Regions from separate parts of the Mus musculus genome. Here region 2 is linked to region 1. Evidence: chromatin contacts called from ENCODE Hi-C or POLR2A ChIA-PET data. All regions are on one chromosome and are shown on one strand. The core of a region is the stretch at or near the end of the contact, and the rest is flanking DNA. Distances in the headings are between cores, read along the strand shown. Region 1 holds the start of Calu (calumenin). Region 2 holds the start of Tnpo3 (transportin 3).

Region 1 (3,266 bases), core at 629-3,128:
CACAGAGGAAAAAAACCAAGTTTATATAGAAAGAATCCAGGATCCTTTTTTTTTTTTTGGTTTTTCGAGACAGAGTTTCTCTGTGTAGCCCTGGCTGTGCTGGAACTCACTCTGTAGACCAGGCTGGCCTCGAACTCAGAGATTCGCCTGCTTCTGCCTCCCAAGTGCTGGGGATTAAAGGCGTGCACCACCACGCCCAGAGAGAATCCAGGATTATTATTATTATTATTTTTTTTTTTTTTTTTTTTTTTTTGGGTTTTTGAGACAGGGTTTCTCTGTATAGCCCTGGCTGTCCTGGAACTCACTCTGTAGACCAGGCTGGCCTCGAACTTAGAAAGAATCCAGGATCTTAATCAAGCATTTCCCATGACTATTCCTGGCTATTCCGGAAACATCCCTGGCACATCTATGTTACAAAAAAAAATTAAGCTAATACTAACATATTAGTCTCCTGTACTGAAGCAATGATATAACACATCAATTAACATATCACTATATGAATGGCGCCCAACCATGATTGAGAATGACATTGAGAAGAATACACACATACTTTATATTTTTTATGAGCTCATGATTCCTTTTGAATCTTCAAAATATCCTGTTGGAGACCCCTGAAACACTGCCAAACTCATAGTCGGACCAGACAGACATAGTAATAGTAATAGGTATCTTACACACAAGTAATAGGTTCTCTCTGGTCCCACATTTGGACAGAAGAACACAAGTTCTTTAGCAGTGACTATTGCTCGATACTTAAATCTAACTGAATGAGGTCAAATATATACTTCTCCTGGGTCAGCTTTCAGGTATAGCAAAGAATAATTATCAGCCACTCCAGGTCACTCTACCTTCATGTTAAATTAAACTGGAGCGCTATCATTCCCAACTTATTAATGCTGACTTGATGGTTCATGACAGGAAGTGAATGCAATTCTTAAAAAACCCTGTTCCAAGGCTTTGAACGCTTAGGAATTTCGATCAAAGAACCAAAAGTCTTAGCAGATCCACTGATCTTTCCCACTCATGCAAAAGGAACTTTACAAAATGCAAACCACTCTTAATTACAGCAACTATCGCGAATTAAAATTAAGCTCACTTCTGTATACAGCATATCAAAAATCAGAACACTTGGGAATGACAAGCAAAAAACCCGTGATTACTTAAAGGTAATTAACTCCCTAATTAACACGTGAAAACTATTTCCATTAATGACAATATCCAGCCAAACATAGAAAACTGCGACGTTCTTTTCTAATTAACAAGAAGTTTTAAAAATAATGACATTATGTTTTCAATCGTTTTGTTCTCCATGTTCCTACACCCTGTAAGACAGCTAACACTTTCTTTCTTGGCACTTGCAACTCAATTCTCGGGATGTGGCCTTGGGGCGGGGTGGCAGCTCCCAAGAGTCCGGCGAGGTGGCAGGGAGCGGATACTAAAACTCTCTACCCAATTCTCTCCGACCTTCAGGAAACAAACAAAAGTGACCCTCTAGTCCCAGGGACACTGAGTGGAGGAACCCGGGGAGGAGATCAAGGACGCGCGAAACCAGGCACAAAAACGGTGCCCAGGAGGGCGCAGGGCCCGGGAGCTACAACCCTTTCCGCAGAGCTGCGGGACAGCAAGTCGGGGACCGCACTCTGAGGGCCAGAGTGGAGCCTCGGGCCCATCCCGGTGCACTGAGACCGGAGTGAGGACACCCACTACGAATGGGGAACAGGGCCGACGGACAGAATAAGAGCGAACCAGGACCCACCCAGCACCACAGAACTTACCTTTCCCGGGAGCTCCACGCCGCAGGATACCGTGGCTGCGGCTCACCCAGGGAGTGAGCTCCCGCGCACAAGCACCGCCCAACCGGAAGTGGTTAATGGCCCCGCCCCCATCCGACTTGTCGGGGGTCTTCACACCAATCCCCGGCACGATCACTGCTGACGTATGGCTTCTTCGTACGGCCATTGGTCTCACAATCGCGTGGCCGGGATTGGCTGGAAATCGCCACGTCCCCGCGAGCGCGCCGAGTTGCGTGGACCGGATTCCCGCCCAGCTCGGGTTGCCCAGCCCGTGGGGACTCTGAGTCCCAGCTCCTTGCTCTTGGGTGTGTGGGCGCGGCTCGCTGACCTTGGCCCACTGACCGCAACGACCTCATTTACGGCAGGCAACCCTGATTCCCTAGGCTTCTAGTGTAATTCCGATGGCTTTCTTCCTGCCTCCAAGCCCCTGGGGCCGGAATAGTCCCGCTGTAACGTCACCACCCACTGCGAATGAGCCCAACTTCTGGCTCTAGAGTCAGATCTACTGAGCAGCTCTCCGCCCCGCCAACACGCACCTTTCAGCTTCGATTCTCACCCACCATGCTCTTTCGCATCTCTGCCTAAACCATCATGATCCCGGCCTCCCCTAACAGCCTTACAGCCTTACATTTTACACCCATGTGGTCTTTGTCCACAAAGCGGCTTCCTCTGCCTGAAGTATGTTTTCTCGATTTTTCAGCTACTGAAAGCCATCAGTCATGAAACAGGTTGTCATCCTGGAATGTCTTAGGGGAAGCTGTAGTCGTGAAGTTGCCAGTGCTCAGTTAAGGTGTTAGTTTTAGGAATCTTTCCTGGTCAGTAAACAGATAATACGCATGTGCTTTCCTGGCAGTTTGCATTTTCAGTACGCAGCCAGATATTGTTTAATAACGGTGCTTGTCCTTATGTCTTCGATTAGACCAAGTGCCAAAATAAGATCTGCCTGACTTACACATCAGGAGCTCCCAGCTTACAGCCCAGGTCCAAGGAAATTCTCAGCAATACTAAGTGAACTGAATAGAAGAAACTGAATGGAAGAAACCCGTTGCGTTGAAGGCCCCTGATTTAAAAGAAACATAGGAAATTAGCAATTTGTTTTTTTGTTTGTTTGTTTGGAGGGGCGGGGGACAGGAGAGTTTGAACCCAGACTCTGTGCAGGATTCTAGTTGTCCATTCTACCACTGAACTATATAACCTTAGTAAACCCATCACCTACTCAATGCCATGAAATTAAAACATGTATTCATTGAGAGCTACTTTATTTTCTTTCTTTTTTTTAAAGATTTATTTATTATTATATGTAAATACACTGTAGCTGTCTTCAGACACTCCAGAAGAGGGAGTCAGATCTTGTTATGGATGATTGTGAGCCACCATGTGGTTGCTGGGATTTGAACTCTGGACCTTCGGAAGAGCAGTCGGGTGCTCTTACCCACTGAGCCATCTCACCAGCCTGAGAGCTACTTTATTTTC
Region 2 (3,068 bases), core at 11-2,510, 260 kb before region 1:
CAATTCTCAGGATCTATATAGCAGCTCACACGGTAACTCCTCCAGGACCAAGTTGCACATGCATAAATATGTAGGCAAAACACTCATACACATAAAAATAAGTCTTTAAAACTATTTCATTAGAGCTGGGCGTGGTGGCGCACGCCTTTAATCCCAGCACTCGGGAGGCAGAGGCAGTCGGATTTCTGAGTTCGAGGCCAGCCTGGTCTACAGAGTGAGTTCCAGAACAGCCAGGGCCCTCTACACAGAGAAACCCTGTCTCGAAACAAACAAACAAACAAACAAACAAATAAGCAAACCAAAACTATTTCATTAAAAAAGGACTTATTTTGGAAGGTTGTTAATCTTTCACTACATTACATTACATTACACATGGTCAGCCTTCATTAGATACTAACAGTTATTTTTAGTGAAGCAGCAATATTGGGAAACTGGCATGTTAACTGAGGATTGCTAGACAGTTGATTTTGTTTGTCATTTATTTATTTATTTGTTAATTATTTTCTGAGACAAGGTCTCTTTGTGTATTCCTGGCTGTCCAGGAACTTGCTCTGTAGACTAGGCTGGTCCAAACTCAAGAGTTAGGCCTGCCTCTGACTCCAGAGTGCTGGGATTAAACCTGTCTGCCATCACCGCTTGGCTGTTTTTTTTTTTTTTTTTTTTGGTTTTTTTTTTTAAAGAGACAGAGTTCCACGTATTAGAGGCTGGTCTTGAATTCCTCCTGATGGTGTTGTGGCTAACTTCCAAGAGCTGAGATTACAGGCTCTCTTCCTTTCTTTCTTTCTCTCTCTCTCTCTCTCTTTCTTTCTTTTTTTTTTTTTTTTTGAGACAGGGTTTCTCTGTGTAGCCCTGGCTGTTCTGGAACTCTGTAGACCAGGCTGGCCTCGAACTCAAAAATCCGCCTGCCTCTGCCTCCCGAGTGCTGGGATTAAAGGCGTGCGCCACCACGCCCGGCTGAACTGATGTTTCTTAAACACTCCTTGGAGACGGGTGAAGAAGTAGGAACCGGGAGGAAAGACTTTGGATTCCTTGCTGACGAGATAAGATTTGGTCAGGAACGTTAAGAGTAGCCAGACTTGAAGCTCAAATAAAGACTTACGCACCTAGGAGACTGACTACCTTGTGCCTACTTCCCCTTGGTTCTCCTAGTCCGGCAGGGTCACTTCCGGGAGGAGGCGGGGGAAACAAGAGGAGGCGTGCCGGGAAGGAGGCAGTTTGTGGTGCACCAGGCGGAAGTGTGCCAAAGTCTACGGACGGCCACTTCCGGCCCGGGGAAGCCCTGCTTCGGCTCGCTGCGTGGTTCGTGTCATGCGGAGGTAGGCCTCTGCGAGCAAGGCGGGAGGTGCAGAAGCCAGAACCCGTGTCCGGACTCGAGAGTCTGCGATTCTGGCGGGAAGACAAGACAAAAAGGAGGCAGGAACCTGAAAGCGACCTCTCCGCTGTTTCCGAGGGGGCAACTTCCACGAGGAACCCCCCTTCCCTGGTAACGGCCAGAAAGGAGGAGATGGCGCCAGTCAGGGAGCGGCTGTGGCCGAGACAGTGAGGACGCTTGAAGGCAGAGCAAGCGGAAGCCTAGGGAGGAGTATCGGGCTCTTTGCTGTCATCGCCGCCGCTCCCGCCAGCATGGAGGGAGCCAAGCCAACCTTGCAGCTCGTGTACCAGGCGGTGCAAGCGCTTTACCACGACCCGGATCCCAGCGGAAAGGAGCGCGCCTCGTTTTGGCTTGGGGAGCTGCAGCGTTCGGTGAGGTTCGGGGAGAGTCCGTTCTGAGCCGCGCGGGACCAGGGCCGAGTGGGATGGGATGGTTCTCCGCTTGAGTGGAGCGCTTGGCAGTGGGAGATCCTCTTTCCGAAGGAGCTGGTGCCGCGGGGTGGGGCTGAGCAGCCACAGATGTGCTGCCTTTCGGAAACCAGTGGCAACTGATTGGTCACGAACGGGCCCTTTCCCTCGTCTGTGGAATCCGTTTTGTAGTTCTGTACGTCTCGCTTGTGGTCTGGCTCTCCTTTAAGTGCTTTTGGTACACCTTCCGTATTCAAGAGTTGCATCTGGCAATACCTTCCCTTTGGCAGCCTTACTCACCCCTCAGTGTCCCTTGCCGATTTTCATTCGTGTTATTCTCGAAATTTCTCAGGCTTCTAGATTCGTGTTCGTACAAATTTTCTCCTCTCATTGGAGTGCAACGTAATATAAAGAAAAATTAGTTATGGTTTCAGGAAATCTTTGTAGTTCTTTTGTTTTATATCAGATTCCTACTGTATTTCTTCTGCCTGTACGTTTTTATTTGTAAGATGGCTATCATAGCTATATTAATTAGTCCATATTTTTGTGAGCATGTGGTGGAGTGTGTGTTGTATCTATCGTATTTCCACATGTTAAATTTTTGGGCTCATGTTTTTTCATTTTTTGACTCACACTTTGTATTTTCTTCCATGATTTTTCACACTCACCTTTGCTATGTTTTTATTTTTTATGAATTTTAATAGCTTGTGATTTTGCTGACAGTGTTTAGGTTTTAGTCTATGAACTGTGAAATTCTTTGAAAACTAAGGAGCCTCTTAACAGACTAAGTACCTACTTTCTTTTTCTTTTCCTTGTGTTTGGTGCTGGGGATCCAGTCCTGCCTACATCTCTAGCTCTCTCTCTCTCTCTTCACCCTTTATTCATTATTTCATTTTATACTCACAAACATGAAATGCTTGCTCTCCCTTTTCTGTTTAACTCATAACTGATGTTTAATGGTGCTGTATCTTCTTAAATAAGCCCCTAGGTTGCAAGTACATAATTAAAAAAAAATATTTGCCACTTTAACTCTGATGGTTGCATGTAAATGTGACACTCAAGTTCTTGTTTATATTGTGGGAAGACAAATAAAATTTTGCTGGGTGTGGAAGCACTCGACTTTAATCTCAGCTGAGATTAAATCTCAGCAGAGGCAGGCTAATCTCTGAGTTCCAGAACAGCCTGGTCTACAGAGTTCCAGGACAATTAGGGCTAAATGGAGGAGGAAAAAAAAGGTTCAGTGTAGGCTCCCCGTGTAGGCCTCCTGTAGCTTTTAGTTCTGCAGACGA

What was found. Hi-C counts contacts between places; a loop is a spot of excess contacts on that map. ChIA-PET counts read pairs that join two places held with the same protein, here RNA polymerase II (POLR2A).
Region 2: a loop to region 1 is called in a map of gastrocnemius, with 4 times the contacts of the local background. The contact joins the promoter of Tnpo3 here to the promoter of Calu in region 1. A Hi-C loop is called at or near these places in 1 of 37 maps with a recorded cell type or tissue (gastrocnemius). POLR2A ChIA-PET finds 5 or more read pairs at or near these places in 1 of 5 experiments (embryonic stem cell).

What each region holds. Positions count from the first base shown.
Region 1 is chr6:29,346,718-29,349,983 of GRCm38, reverse strand. It overlaps Calu (calumenin), which reads right to left and starts at 1,878. Exons shown (of 7, transcript NM_007594.4): 1 at 1,776-1,878.
Region 2 is chr6:29,608,041-29,611,108 of GRCm38, reverse strand. It overlaps Tnpo3 (transportin 3), which reads left to right and starts at 1,260. Exons shown (of 23, transcript NM_177296.5): 1 at 1,260-1,743. The coding sequence starts at 1,624.